Regions from separate parts of the Mus musculus genome. Here region 2 is linked to region 1. A link is a loop called in an ENCODE intact Hi-C map of the cell type or tissue named here. Cell type or tissue: left cerebral cortex. All regions are shown on one strand.

Evidence for each region. A loop is a pair of places that touch in the nucleus more often than their neighbours do. Peaks named below come from ENCODE experiments on the same cell type or tissue, not always from the same donor. Only the 100,000 strongest peaks of a DNase experiment are listed, where the experiment ranks them.
Region 2: a loop joins it to region 1, with 1.9 times the contacts of the local background. A loop is called at or near these places in 3 of 42 quality-filtered maps.

What each region holds. Positions count from the first base shown.
Region 1 is chr6:118,641,851-118,649,850 of GRCm38, reverse strand. All of the region lies in intron 29 of Cacna1c (calcium channel, voltage-dependent, L type, alpha 1C subunit), which reads left to right. Among named protein-coding and RNA genes, the nearest start is that of Gm38887, 50 kb to the right of the region's middle. In left cerebral cortex, a CTCF peak has its summit at 3,004 (motif pointing left); DNase peaks (open chromatin) are centred at 247 and 2,973.
Region 2 is chr6:119,170,906-119,178,905 of GRCm38, reverse strand. Dcp1b (decapping mRNA 1B) reads right to left here and starts at 3,653. Exons shown (of 9, transcript NM_001033379.3): 1 at 3,464-3,653. The coding sequence starts at 3,613. It also overlaps a transcript of Cacna1c not described here. In left cerebral cortex, a CTCF peak has its summit at 3,348; DNase peaks (open chromatin) are centred at 1,275, 3,405 and 3,722; H3K4me3 peaks cover 1,604 bases; H3K27ac peaks cover 1,297 bases.

The sequences.
Region 1 (8,000 bases):
TCGAGTTTGCCCAAGAACCATGGCATGAATGGCTTCTATCAGACCTGAAAGACTAATGGCTTCTGGACTTCTACCTTCCCTGACTGTGTGGTGTGAGTGAGTTCCCTGTGAAAGGGCAGTCAGCAAGAACGGAGAAGGCGGATGTGTTAGTCAGCCTGGCATTATAACTATAACGTGCCTAGAGCAACTTGCTTGCAACATAGCTTTGGAGGCTTGAGTGTAGAATGCTCTCATCAGTGCTTCCAGAGAGAGTGGTAGATGGTGGCAGGATTGTGTGTAGGAGCAACACACTTGCATCTGTAACCAGGAGTCAGCAACGGAGCAGGCTGGAATCCTACAATTCTCAGAGAGTAGGCCTTCAGTGATCTACTTTCTCTTCCCTCCCCTTCTCATTCCTCTTCCCCCTCCTTTCTTCCCTCCCTCCCTCCTCCCTCCCTCCCTCCTCTCTCCCTCTCTCCTTCTCTCTCCTCCTTTCAATAGGCTTTATTTTTGGAAATTCCACCCTCCTCCTCCAATAGCACCACCCTGGGGACCAAGCTTTTAACACATGGTCCTTTGATGGACACTTAACATCCAAACCACAGCAATTGGCATTACTCATAGTTCAGACTATGTCCTCTGGAGCTGTCCCTGATTTGATTTTCTATGCCATATCCTCTTCATATCTGATTGGTTGATGGGTTGATCTATAGACCCCGCTTCTTTCTTCCGTTTTCTCTACAGTGATTGATGCTGGTGATCTTTTCTCATTCATGTCTGTTTTCCTCACTACTCTATGTAAAATGAATTTACTCAAGAAAACCTCTGCCCTGAATCCAGCTGCTTAACTCCATAAAACCATACTATGTTCATAAAAAAAAACCTATAAAAAATATGAGGTGTTAGTATACACAAACTTAAAGACTCTCTGCCTCCCAGAGCAGCTTGGGGAATGCAGGGATGATCCAAGGAAAAGGGTTGGTGACTTGAACCCCTCACAGGATGCCAAAGGAGTTCTGTCCTTAGATGTAGGGAAATTAGGCAAAAGACACTTGCATGATAATTAATTCTGCATGCGTATGCAGTGCAAGTTGTGGAAAGGTTTGTTTGGAGTGGTTAAATAGTTTTTTAATTAGATTATATTCCTATCATAACCTGAAATGTCAATAATTACAGAAAATTAAGATAATTTGTATGATAAACACTGAAAAAAGTCCAGTGTATAAAAATATAGCAAAAAGAAAACTAAAATTTTATATCAATGATTAAACAAAAATTAATAACACAAGGGATGTGTTCCCAAGCTGGAAAACTCATTGCTGAGACACTACTTCCCTGCAACATCATATATAGATTCAAGACAATCCCAATTAAAATTCCAAAGGGACCCTACTCCAGAAAAAAAAAAAGCAGAAGACAGGGATCTACACAGCAGACCAGGGGCTGTTAGGATGAACCTTCAGGTTCAAGGTTTCGCCCGTGTGGGCAGCTCTGGCTTGACTATGGAGGGCAGCACAGGGTCTAGTGAAGGGCAGTGTAGCCACAGATATTCCAGTCTTAGCAACAGGACTGCGTACCAGGACATAGTGTGCCTTGAATTTGCTATTGACAGGTTTGGCAAGAACAACTCAAAACAATAATAGTCTTGAGTTAATGAGTTGATGAACCCAGGGCTGCAGCACAGTAGGTCTAGGATGGCATGAGTGTCCCTAATGGGAGACTTTTCACCACTGCTTCCACAGGTTCTTAGTAGGACTGCTAGTCCTGAAACTCACTCTACCCTCCATGGCTAGAGTCATTGTCTTCTAGAAAGTCCCTGGGGCACCGAGTAGGGGACTTAGGGATCCGAGTATTGGTTGCTTAGTAAGGAGTAGCCTAGTGTAGGAGAGAAAACGTTGTCTACCAGAGCCTCCTGGGAACTCAGCAGTCTAGAGTAACGTCAGCATCGTGCGGACATATTCGATGATGAATCAGTCAAAAGGACAAAGAGAAGGAATGAAAGGTGGCTCCAAGCTCCCTGACTTGCCCCTCAGGGACTGAGCCAGTACAACAGTTCATTGACTTTGAGGAGAGTGGGGAGAGGCCAGCCTGAAGGGGCTGCAGAGATGGATTGGGTTTTAAAAGCTATTAAAGTCTTGAACAGGCAGTGTGGACAGGAGCTCTGTTTTCGTAGTCTGCACTACATGTGGCCTTCCTAAGTAGATGCTCCAGGAGAGCTGCTCTGGACTCTCGTCTTCCCAGAGAGGATGTGCATGGTAAGCTAACAGGTGGGGCACTGGGGAGAAGGAACTGGGGGGAGGACATCTGGAGGCTAACAGCTGGCATGGCCAAAACAAGAGACCAAGACAGAGCACGATGTCTCAGGCTAAAGGGCTGTGTGAGGGATGCAGCTACAGAGAAGTAAGGGAGAGGGAACAGAGACCCGGAGCATGCACTGCTTGTCCTGAGAAACAGGAGGGGACGCTAGATGTTCAAGTCCCCTTATTAGTCCCCTCTGTGAGTAGTGAGTGGTTCAGAGGACTATATTTCCTCATAGTCATCTCGACCCAGACAATTTAGTCTAAACGACTTCAGGAGTAAGTAAAACGTTTTCTTTTAAAACTTGAATTAGCCTCTTTTTTAGATGAGTGGTCTTAAACCCTTTCTAGACTTACAGTTTATATGTCATGATAAATATTCTGTAATTCATATTCTATTATTTTAATTCCAAGACATTCAGCATAAAATGTTGAAAATGAGGATTTCTTAGCCATAATGTAAAGGGTGTGTATAGTAAAAGACCCACAGAAGTTGAAGACAACAGAAGAGCAAAGGTACAGGACCTTGGACTAAAAGCCAAAGTTACAGCAGGCCAGTTTTATTTGTACACGGTACCTACATACGTGTTTCTCAGAAGACATGTGGTTACATCACACTTAAGACACAGCTGCCCCACACAGCAGGATATGTGGTATCCCTAAATCTGCAAAGCTGGCTTGGTCACCAGGACCCACTCTGTAGCTCTACCCAGTTCCGCAGTGCCCCCTGGAGGCCGACCAGTGGAATAAAGAGCAGGGTGGAACTTCATAGAGCCTCTTAACTGGATTTAGTTGAAATCTGTTTACCTTAGCTACTAAGAATCAGTGTCTTTCACTGTCAGTGAAACCCATGGGACCACAGACTCACCACACATGTCACTTAAAGAAATAGAAACGGAAAAGAGGAGGGAGAGAGACTAGGACATGCCACAGCCCCTTCTGCTCCTCTGGCCTCATTAGGAGAGCCCAGTGGCCTGTGGGTGTGCAGCCAGCCCCGGCTTGCTTTTTAGCAGCTGATTGGTAAGAAGGCATTCCCCTGATTATTGTTTATTTGTGGTGTGCCCACGGACACCTGACGTGCACAGTGCCCAGCAGACAGGCACAAACGAGCTCCTCAGGAGGGGCCTCCTCGCCACAGCGCTTGTACCCAGAGATTTGCATATTGTTGCAACGTTGTGACAGGTTTCTTTCCTGCATGGTGCTTTTACCGTGAATGATAAAAAAATAATTATATGACTTACATAAAGCCTTAGTGTGGGAAGGGAAGTATTAGCTATTACACTTAATTATTTAATGTGGAAACGTATTCACACTGTGTAAAAGCCCAGTGGGAAGGTACACTGTGGTTCCCTGTCTCTGATCCTGCCACTGGAAAAGAAACTGAAGGCATGAGAAGAGGGATTCCCAAACCCAGAGGGTGTTGAGGCAGGAACTCAACCCAGGCAAAGCAGTGGCCCTCCTCCGCAGGAGGGGCCTTCCGTGAAGCAGGAGCCATCATGAGAGGAGGCAGTCATGGCAGCCACAGTGGGCATCAAGCACTCCCTCAGATGCAGACCTTGCAGTACCTGACACTGCACAGACTTCATATTCCCACAGAGGCACACGCAGTTGCTATTGCCGTGTCCTATGTGAGTGAGCTGAGGCACTGAGAGGTTAAAACGCTTGCTCTCGGCTCTCAAGCCTCATCTCTGAAAGCGAAAGCAGCCCACCATTATGTTTGTGTCTTATTACAAAGGCGGTGCTGGTGGCTGGATCTAATGGTCTTCATAGCATCATGGCTTTGCAGTCAGGCACACATGGGGCGAGCTGATGAAAGAAAGATGCTAAGCCGGAAGGAGCATGTCTTGCCTGGGTTGTGAAGGCTTCCCTAGAGCCTGGGCTATCACACTGTTTAGAGATCTGCAGCAAGACTAAGCTCTTTCCCACTCAAAAAGGGCAGCCTGCTCTTCCAGTACCCACTGGCATTGCTGCCAAAGCCTCTCACTCATAGACTATAGTGCAATGTGTGCTTGAACCTGAAGCTCTTTGCCATGGCTGGCTCCAGGGATACAGCCTTCAGCACTCCAATCATGTCTTTTTGCATAAATCTGTTCATTTATTCTAGCATGGGTAGGGAAAAGCAATAATGTGCTCCTCTAGTCTACCCTGGCACAGCTAAGGCAGAGGGGGACAAGCTCCTGAGTCCCCTGAAAGGAACTTAACCCATAGCCCCAAATTCCATGTGCTCTAGTGAGCGGACCACGAGCTTTGGGGATTAGTTTCAGGTCTGTGGACTCCATCCTCGCACAGTTCTAGGTGCTTGGTGGCTCAGATCATGTGTGATGAGATAAATATATCGATGCCTTAGAAATTTTTCCAATGGAACTCCAGGACAGGTGTCTATGAAAAGCACACATTCCCAGGTCTACGTGCTCCTCTGACCATCCTCGGAGTACCCTATCACTATCCCAGCCAGTGCCTCCTCAAAGCAAGGACGCGACCCTGGCCTGCTCTTGCCAGCTGTCCTACAGTGACCGGCGTTTGCTGCAGGAAGCTGTCCAAAGCTTCTGAATTAGCACAGCACAGGATGAGCCTGATGGAAACACAGAAGTCCTCGCTGCCTTGCAGGCTGTAGATCATGAGCAGCTGCGTGCTTGGTTATGCCTTCTCCATTAGACGCCGCTAATCTCCATGATTAGTTATATCTAAGTGGCACCCTGATGTAATACGATTTATATTATCTCTGCTTGGTGTCAGTTAACCGTGGATTCCATGATATTCCATAAGATCAGCCCTTCACAGACACACTGAGGCTTTTACTGTTGCCACTGCTGTTTCTGGCTGGATTCGGCACCTCTTCCCAGTTTATCTAGTTTCCCGCCTCTCAGTTCCACATCCCAGGACCCAGAAAAGCGAGTGGTTCTAAGAACAAGGCTCAGCCTTCCATTATGCCTGTCCCTCCACACCACCTCACAACCTGCTCTGTCCAGCTCTCCCCAAACACTTCCTCCCCCGAAGCTAAGAACCTCGACTCTGTTTGGGGACCCCAGGTTGGGTATAGACCATGTTTCTCCCTCTCATGTTAGACCCTGCTTTGCAAGGAGGGTTTGGCCACTCCCTCTGGTCTCATGTTGACTGGTGTTCTTTCACCTGTCGTGGTTCTGTGGTCATCCCAGAGTCCTAGAACCCAACCTTGAGTACCTCACATTCAGCCCCACACCCAACTTCTCTCTCCTCCTCTTCCTCTTTCTTTTCCCTCTCTTTTTCTCTCTGTCTTTTTTTTATCATTTCCTTGTTCTCAGTATCCCTGTCTCCTACCAGCCATGTGTTCTGTGACTCCCCAATCCTGCTACCACCCATGTCTTCTATGTCTCCCCATGCTGCACAGTCCCCTGTTTCCCATCAGCCTTAAGTGACCTCTTTGACCACTACCATGCCCAGCTCTTGTTTTTCACATTATTGCAGTGACTCCTGAATGTGTTTGCCATTCACATCCCATGGGGCCAAGTCTTCCCTTGCCCATGTTTTGTTTTTAACTTATCTCTCTGTCAGCATCTCACATCTAGCCTCAGCTCAGATCTCCCATAGCTTTCCTGGGTGTGCTTTTGTGCCCCTGGAATAGGCAGAAGGTATATCACCTTCCACATCAGGTACCAGGAAGGTCTTGGCTTCCTCCTTATTTCTTTGCTTGGCTTTGCTGGACCCATATAAGATGATGAAGGTGGGCAGGAAGGAACATAGAACACAACAAATAGTAGGGAGGGCCTAATTTTCTATGAATAAGTATCATAACATTGGCATACTAATGGAAGTATACACAGAGGGATTTGTGGCTTCCCGTGTTACCACCATCTGTTGTGAGGTTTGTGCCTGTCCTGATAGAGGAGGCTTCTGGTTGGGGCAGAGGAGAAACAGAATCCAGAATTCTGCAATGGTGTAGACCTACAACCTCTCCTGCAGTAATCTTTCTCTCTATATCAAAGATGGAGGCCCCCTGCCCCGGAAGTCCAGCACTCTTCTCCACAGCTTCTAGCCCAGGGAAGACCACATCTCCTCTCCTTGAACAGTTGTTTCCTAAGACCTCTGCAGTGTGCAATCTATATGAACTTGAGTATAATAAGATTAAGCCACGACAACCTGCACACTGTCACAGTGTCAACACTGCCTGCCTGACTGCTCTAAGAGCATCTCAAGAATAGTAACCAGATAGATGGTGAGCAGAAAGAGCCTTGGCCAGCCCAAGAAGCTTTCCCTCTTTCTGTTCCTTCTGCATGTATTGCTTCTAGATGCCTCGTGTTGATTTCTGTTTGGCTCAGCCCCACATGACCTGTGGATGCTACTTAACAATGAGGCAGGCAGGTTGACTCTAGTAACGATGACAAAACTAATATGAATTTAGAGCTCCCTCCAGATTACTGGTCTGAGTGCTTTGTATGTGTGGTATCTTGTAAACGTCACCTTAATGCTAAGATCAGCCCCATTTTCTACATAGGAAAACAGACACAGAGTCTAAGCTATTTGCTCACTCTTGGTGCTACAGTTTGGATCTTGACTCTATTGAGATGCAGCTGGACCTTTAGAAGTAGGGCCCTAGTGGGAGGATGTTGCGGGAAATATTAAAAAAAAAATGAACTTGCCAACTCTCAGTGGGACCAGGCCAAGCTCCTGCACTCCTGCTGCAGCCAACAACTCTCTAGAGCTAGCCCCGCACCAGGTGATCTCACTTGCTCCATCTCTCAGCCCTGCTAACTCTCCAGCTTTGAGAGGCCACAGGGCTCCCACCAGGCCATCCCTTGGACTGCCCCCCCCCCCAGTTCCTCTTGCTTCTATGCAACACCCCATGCACCACACAGTAGCCATCTCAACACCTAATTACTCTGTAGAAACATGACTCTTAAAGCTTAATTATCCAATTAGATTTATTTAACAATAAGATCACAATTGACAAGATGCCAATACAATAATTTCAGAGCCAACTGACAATGATAAAAGCTTTACCCCAATTATTCTAACCTTGTGAAAAATCTTAGCTTCTTATGGCTGTTAAAACCACACAGATCAGGATCTTCTTCCTGTCTGTCTGCCTCCATGTTGGCTTCTCTCTCTCCTTCTGAGACCTCGAACTCTCTGTCTCAACTCCTTGCTCTGCCTCCCTTCTCCTGTCTAATCACAAGCCTCCCACCTAATGTGATTGGACAGGAAAAATCCTGCAACAGGAGGAAGCTAGGTCCTTGCCAGAGTGTCTTTGACGTATAGAGGCCCTTTCTGTTTCCTTTGCTTGACCACCATGCGATAAACAGACCTGTTCTACCATTGTGAGCTGCCTCACCAGAGACCCAAAGCAACAGAAACAACACCACGAATTCAAATCCTGAGCCTTCCTTTCTCACTGATTCCCACGAGTACTTTGTCATGGTGATAGGAATCTGACACACACAGCTGCCCAGTTAGAAAGTGGCAGCATAGGATTTGAGCCAACTGCCTCCAAAGATCATTTAGTTAGGAACACTGCCTGTGTCAACAGAGTAGGGCTCCCATGACATCATTGAATCGAGGTACAACTAATCCAAAAGAGAAGAAAATACAAAATCCTCGTGCAGGTGAAATGTAAAACTTTTGTAGTCATGTTTCCTTCCTGAAAATGATCTGCTGAAGCAAATGCTAATTAGCTGTCCATTGCTCAGAAGCTCTGCCCAGGGAGAGGAGGCTAGAAAGCAATGATCAGACTTTGACAATGGGGACCAC
Region 2 (8,000 bases), 530 kb before region 1:
ACACTGATGGGAAACTAAGGCAGGCAAGACACTTCTGTGCATGCACAGCGGGCCCCATGGCTACAAGACCAAAAGCAGTTTCCTGCTCTGCAGTATTTGACCCGGGCCTGTTCTCATGGAAATGCAACTCAGACCTTTCATAGTGTCAGCACACATAGGCTGATTGATTCTGACTGGTATTTCCCCCTTGCAACAAAAATTCTCTTTACTTTAAAAACAAAAATTTTAATGACTTTAGTTTAGAATAATCCAAAATCAGAATTTTAACTATAACTCACAAAAACAATTCTTAAACTTGAGTCTTATTTGGAGTTACGCATGGGATGGAATTATGGCTCAGTAATTACAATATGGGCCTGGAGTGAGGCTCCTGCCAGATCACACTGGGATAATTCATTTACTGTTGTCTCATCTTCTCCATTAAAAGGGTAACTGGCTTACACAACTCAAATCTTTTAATAATTAGAAAAAAAAGCCGTATTTTAAGAGCTCTTGCTTGGCTAACAGCAGCTCTGGAAATGTATTTTGTTGCTAGATCTGCACCTCAGACTGACTTTCAAAGGCAGCCAAATTTCTTTTCTTTTTTTGTCCTTTCAGTACAAATTAGTGGATTTAAGGTATAGCAATTAGTCTCCTCAGATCCTTTAAGTAAGGCAGACTTAAATTTGTTAAGTTCAGCTCTGGAGTGTTCTGAAAATAAAGGTAACACACACACACATACACACACACATATATACACACAGAATTGTTTGCTATTCAAAATAATGAAGCGCATAAATAATGCTGTTTCATAAATTATGGGAAGTAAATACATTGACACATCTGGGACAACTGAAATCAATCTCAACTTTACTGAATATTCTAAGTTAAAATAATCAAAAGTGGGCCCACTTCATCTTTCTGAAGCCGTCTCTCTCCGTCATGTATGCAGCAGCAAAGCCATCATACTGTAACTGATTCACAGAAAATTCAGGATTGTGACCTGAAAATAAGGGGCACTTGTGGTTCTAAGACACGCCTCCAGCTTCGCATTGTGCATATTTTAGACTAACTATATAATGCCTGCTCACTGCACGGCATTTGGCGACACCTCTGCTTCTACTCTGCAGATGCCACCAACACCTTCATCCTCAAAGTTTCCTGATATTGCCAATCGTCACCGGGGTGTGTGTGTGTGTGGAGGGGGGTGCGGGGAATCAAATCCAGCTGAGAACAAATGGTCTGACCAGCTGTAGACTTCATCGACACATTGGGTATTTTGGGGAAGGATTCGTTCCTGGCAGAGAGGAGTAAATTTAGTTCTAAAATTCCTATTCTAGTCATGGCAGAACTATCTTAATCCTTTGTGTGAGTATACGTGTGTTCTGGGGATTAAACTAGGGCTGTGCACACACTGAGCACAGGCTCCACATGCTAATCACATGAGGCTCCACATGCTAATCACATGCTCTACCACTTCACTGATCCCCGGTCCCTTGACCCTCACTCTCTGTGCATTCCTCCTTCTTCCTCTCAACACCCGACGTCGACTTCCAATGTGATAAGGACTCCCTGCCTGTACCTCACCCGTCTTCGTGCCAATCCCTTCCCTTTCATTTTTAAGGATATTTTTATACTTATTAGGTTTACACTGGAAAGGCTTTCATCCGGAGACCTGAGTGATACAGCACGGGGAAACAGCAGTGATGACTTGATTGCCCCCAGAGACTGCTCTATTGTTGAACTAAGTCTCTCTCCTTTGCCAGGCAACCACAGCCTAGGAGATCAGGGCTTTGAAAAGAAATGACCTTTTACTGAGTGAATTATATCCTGTCTGAAGAAAACAAGTCGAGGAAGCAGGAAAACAAAACTCCTGTAAATAATGCAATGTGACACTGGCCTTCACTGGGCGTTTGGTCCACCTCTGTAGGGATTTAAAACGGTTTCTGCCACACAGGACTGTGAAGAGGCGTTAGGAAAACTGCTACCGAGGGGTGGGAATGGTGCACTGTACATTTCAACGGCTTCTGATCTTCTAGCCTGAGCCTCCTGCCGAGTCAACTTACCCCACTAACTCTTACTGGGTCCTACTCCATGTATACTAACTGAATTACCTCCATAATATTAGGTGTGGATTGGCAGGCAGAGGCCAGTCCAGGCAGAGGGCATGCAACTAATAGGTTGCAACCCCTTTGGCATACGTCTATCTCCAAACATAATTGCATTACAATAAGAAGAGTAGCAAAATTACAGTTAAGAAGTAGCAACGAAAATAATTTTATGTTAGGGGTCACCACAACAGGAGGAACTGTATTAAAGAGTCCCAGCATTTGGAAGGCTGAGAAACATTGACCTAGAGAAGTGAAGCACGTTTATGTACAGTATCTTCACATAAATAGAGAAACATTTCAGTGGGGAAACTCCCTTTACTTATATAGGCCCATAGTGTAATTTCCTCTGGTGTCCAAGAAAGACAGCCTCAATTAATCAAACTAGGGATATTCAGAACAATGGATCTCTGCAGATTTCCCCTTCAGGTTTGGCTCTTAGGAGAACAGACATGAATTCTTTGCCTCACTTCAGTTAAGAACTCGGACAAAACTATCGGAAAAGATTCCCGGCCCTGTTTCAGGGGTGTTGGGGATGAAGCAGGTGCCTGCCCCAAGCTCCACGTCCAAGAACTTTCTTCATTCTTTTGTGTGCATGGTTTTTGGGTCGTTCTTATTACAGCCTACTTAATCATAAATCTGCTCAAAAATGAAAGTTTTCTTTGCATAAATCTTGATGTTTGTTTCAGTCTTGGCGAACACACCGGGGGAAAAAAATTGAAAATTTGCAAGGTGTTTTCCATACACCCAATGAACCTTATTAAAAGCATTGGTTATATACTGATGAATATTTGGACAAAAGTCACAAAAGAGGAGGAAATGACACTTTTATATATTCAAAGGGATGGTTTATAAATGATAAGAACCAATGCCTAGGCCAGAACTAATTGGTCTCCCGTTGCAATTCCAGTCTAGTTGTGTGGAAAACTAAACTTCATCCAGTTACTGTAGGCTGGGACTCGGTCTTGTTGGAAATGGACTGAAATGGTTAGGTTACCAACCCTGGCCTCCTACATCCAAGTCTGGGGTGTCCCACCCATGTCCATTTCCTCTTTATTCTCCCACGCTTGCTCTTAGGTGGGTGCCTGCCCTGCATTTCGCACTCCGGCTGCTCCTCCTCCGCGAGGCTGGACTTATCTAAGTTTGGGGCTTCCGGGCTGCCCTCCGCTGCCGGAGAGCTTCTGTCTTCTGATCTCAAAGCCCGTGGCCCGCACTCAGCGGAGCCGGCCACACCTTCTGTGTCCCTCGTCCCCCACCTGCTGGTGGACCCGCGGGTCGCCCTCCACCAGGACCGGCCCCCGCCCGCCTAGCCGTGCCCAGCATCTCCCGCCCTGTCCGCGCCCCGCCTTCCGCACGGCCGCGGCGTCCGCACGCACCCACTCGTTGGCCCGATGGCCGAAAGTGTACAGAGCCACCTGGCTGGCCACGTCCACGATGCGACTGATGTAGGGGTCGTGGCGCCGCAGGGCTGCCAGGCTGATATCGTGTCCCTTCCCAGGCAGGCCACCTGCCGCCGCGGCCGCCATCTTCCCACCCACCCTCCTGCCCAGCCTTCAGGAAGCCCCCTCAATCGACCGCCGAGCGAGCGAGCGAGCGCGGCGGGGCGACCTTCCGGCATTTGGGGACCCGGGCTAGGCTTCGCTAATCGATGGCCGGGTCCTCTCGCGGAGGATCGTCGCCTTGGCAACAGGAAGCTCAGCCCTGCTCAAGGAAGCCCGTTTTATCTATTTCTTTCTTCAGGAGCCTCTGAGCTGTGCCCATTTCCTTCTTGAATACGGCCCACGCCTTTGCAGAGCTCTTCTTTGGCTCTTCGATGACCAATCAAACATAGTCACTCCAAAAAGAACTCTGAGAATTCTTAAATGGGGCTCCCCAATATCCGTGAGGGATTTCCTGAGTGCCTCAGAGGCCTGCAAGGTTATGATTGTCCATGACAATTCTGAGACTTGCATGATGTGTGCAAAAGGACGACTGCACCGGTAAAGAACCAAGGGAGGCCCCAAACTGCACCACTAGCCGGTGTATTCTTGCCGCTGTGCATTATTCTCTGGAAAACTTGTCTGAGCAGCTGAAGCCAGGCGTCCCTTGGTCAAAGTACTAAATTAAAAAAAAAAAAAACAATCTTTGGGTATATTTTTTAAATTAATGTGGGGGAAAAATTAGAAAGAATGGATAACGCAGAGCTGTTGCACGCCATATTTGCCTCTAGGCAAATATGTTCTGCACTTGAGATGGGCTGAATTTGTGGTTTTATTGTAGGTTTTGCTGGGGTTGGAGGGCTTGTTTCTCGAGACAGAGTCTATGGCAGGTTTCAGTCTTTGCTCCTCCTGCCTTGGGGTCTTAAGTGCTAGGACTACTGGGGTGTGCCACCACCCAGCCCAGGGGTTTAATTTTACTTCCACAGAGCATCAGTTTAACATGAAAGAAAGATGAACAAACTTATGGCTATTCAGATAGATTCTGGACAGGCTTTTTCAAAACTAAGATTTTCCTGTTTCTTTCAAGAAATCAAGGGGTAGGTATTGTTGCTAATGATAATTTTTTAGGTTAATTTTTAAAAAAATGGGCCATGAGCTTGACTGTCTCAATACTTAAGTCTCTTCAGATGAGACCTGTGGTGCTATCAATGAGTACACTTCTAAAAGATTATACTCTAATGGGAACTGTCAACATTTGAAAGATATAGCTCCCTTAGCCCGGTCATTCAATGATTTTCAGATAATAAAATGGTGTCACAAACTCACATACAGGTAGGAGATCCATTCAAGGCGAATGTGGATCAGTGGATTTCAGTGTCCCACAAAGTATGAAAGGGTGATAGGACTTCAAGAAACTGCACTTTGTCAAATTTTGATATATCATCAAAGGATATTTATAGTTACATGAACAGATCATTAAAGTGGCATCCCTTGTACCATTACATTGTCTTTGTGAGGCTAGGACTTGTTCATTTATGTGACTTATTAAGTCAGTTTACACTTGGGATGATGAGAATCTGGTAGTTGCTCAGTGCATAAAGCTGAGTGCCTCACGAGTTCTAACATGGCACTGAATACCTGGGTATCTGGGCAGCTGCTGGTCCTTACTCAACAGTGGAAGCCTGGAAACACTGGTTCTCATAACAGTATCAGCATCAAACCAAGCCTGTGGCAATAGGGAAGGCCAGCAAGCAAGAGGTAAAAAAAAATCTTCCTTCTGTCACACAATCTTTTTATCCGGGCTGCACTTAGAAGGCACTGTCCACACTTGGAGTAGATCTTTGCACATTAACCAATGAATCAAGGCCATCAGGACAATTTCTCAGGTGAGGTTCCCTGCTCATGTGATTGTAATTTGTGACAAGTTGACATTAAAACCAACCATCACAGATATTATTTGTTATAAATAAATACATAAACAGTTGGATAGCAGGGAACACACACACACACACACACACACTTTTTATTTAAAAATATTGACTCTGACTCTAAAGTTGATTTCATGATCCACTGAAGGAATGTGACTTGCCGTTTGAGAAACAGAACAAAACCATGTTGTCTATACTTGGTCCTAATGGCTTTCTATTCCCTTCAAGTGGCCCCACAAAGCTGACTACATAGTGTTGCAGGCTAGCCCACTCACTTACTGCTGGTTCCACTGAGTTCTGTGCTTCTGGTCACATGCTTCTAAAAGTCAGATTGTCATTCAAATTCCTTCCTCGCAGAGACAATGTCTACAACCTACTCATAAGGTCCCAACAGCAAAGCAAATTTTGATTCCATCAAAACTCACCTTGGGCAGCCAGTGAGTTTATTAATTTTACTGACAGAGAGCATGGGTGGTCTTGAAGCAGTAGCACTGCAAAGCCTTTACACAGCATTGGTGATGTCAGTGTGTCCTCAGTAACCGAGATAAATCCCTTTCTTCATCCCACGCCTATATGCTCCAGACCCTTCATGAGACCCTAAGGTCATATGGCATTAGGAAAAATTACATATAAATGGCTGGACACTATAGTTGAAGGTCCCTTGACATACCATGTCCCTCCTTCCTGGAGGAGATGTCCATGGGCCCAACTGTGATGAACTCTCAGAAGTAGGCACAGTGGCTGTTTTGCTTGGAGGATAGCACTGTTCAGAACATAAACATAGTTTAATTTGCATTAAGGGTAAAGTAGAATTTTCTGGCTAATCCTTGAGCCCTGCCTTAGTGGCATGAGTATGCAGATCCTGCTGTGTGCCTTCCTCATTTTCAGTGGGTCATTGCTTGCTTTCTCCTTAGTTTCCCCCCTTGTCCCCACAGGCCACTTTTCTCTTAATTTTTCAGGTCTGTCCATGTTGAAAGAGAGATGAATAAATCCCACTTTCCAAAGGACAGGCTATTTTGAGCCCACTGGAGAAGCCAGGCAAGGCAGGAGCCATTATGGTATCAGAAATACTCATAAACACACCCAGGCCTTATCACCCTAGTGACCAATTCAGCCCCAGTCACAGGGTGCTTATAGAGTGCACAGCATGAACTCTGTTCATGCCTTCTCCATGACTTTTTCAGCACCTTGCCTTTCCCAGGCCTGACCTCACATACAAGGAGTAAAAGAGCATCCTGCCACCTGCTTAGAGATTCACAGGTAAGTCTTAGTGAAGGATTTATCTACCGTCTTTGTCTGGTCTTAAGGAAGGAAATGCCCACCTCTGTTCAACCTTGCCTTGCTTGGCAGTTTTCACCCAAGTCCCTTGCACACTGTCATCTGTGTTCCTCGCCTTCTCCTTGAATGACATTTTCCCAGAGAGCTCACTCACTGCCTTTCTCTGTGGAGCTCTTTCTGCCTTTGAGACCTTCATGTACTCCATTGTCATTTTTCTTGTGGCACTTAACTTAGTAGGCCCCGAGTTAGAGCTATTAATGTATTTATATGACATATATAATTATAATTCTAAAAAGGATAAAAATAAGAATTATCATGATAAAAGGGGATTTTTACAGAGAGCCTAAAAACAGGTTTTGCATTCGCACAGACCTAGCTTAGAGTTTCTTTGCAAATAAGTACAGACTTCATACAATAACATTTTTATTTCATGTGTGTTTGGTTTTCATGCCCTTTGTTGTCTCTGGACCCCGTGGTCCAGTGCCTGTGGATTATGGAAATTTAGAAAATGCTAATTCTATTGAACAAAACCTGAACTGGTTGACTTTCTGCATTACATGTCTGATTTTAAAGAGCCCTGAATTTACAGAATATTGAAACCAAAGCTGAGATAAAGAAACACACTGTAGTGAATTCTGAGCTTTCAGAGTTAAATTATAAAGGATAGAAGGAGAGGTGGAAAGAGTTTTTGTTTACTTTGTTTATATTTTTTCGAATCATTTTGAAGTCCTAAAGACCAGAAACCACACGTGGCAAAAGAAAACCACAAATGATGTTGAAATGACTTCAGCATTGGCAGGTCTCTCATCTCCGTGGCCCACAGAGCAACATTCTTTTTCTTTATTTCACCCAAATGCTCAAAGTCTGGTTTTCTAGGGTAGTGCCAGGAGTCTGTGTACTTTCGGTTTGAATAATCTGTGTTTTAGATTTAGTTTATCACAGCAAAGGACCACTTCAAACAGACAAAGACCTTTTAATCCACATCTCTTCCACTTCCACAGGCTGCACAGAGCTGCGGGATTCCACTGTGTCTCCATAGTCCTCAGCCTGATGTTGCGGACGAACAGTGAACCTTCAGGTTGCATGGTTATCTTGTGATTGTCATTATGCCAGAGCTTTGCTCTATGAGGTTAGATACAAAATAAGTATGTAGACTGATAAAGGATAGTGTCTGTGTCTGGGATATTTATACCAGTGTGATGACAAGACAAAATTGGCCACATAATTCAACAAGGTAATTGTAAACATAAAATGCTAAAAATGTTTGAAAATATGACAACATAGAAACA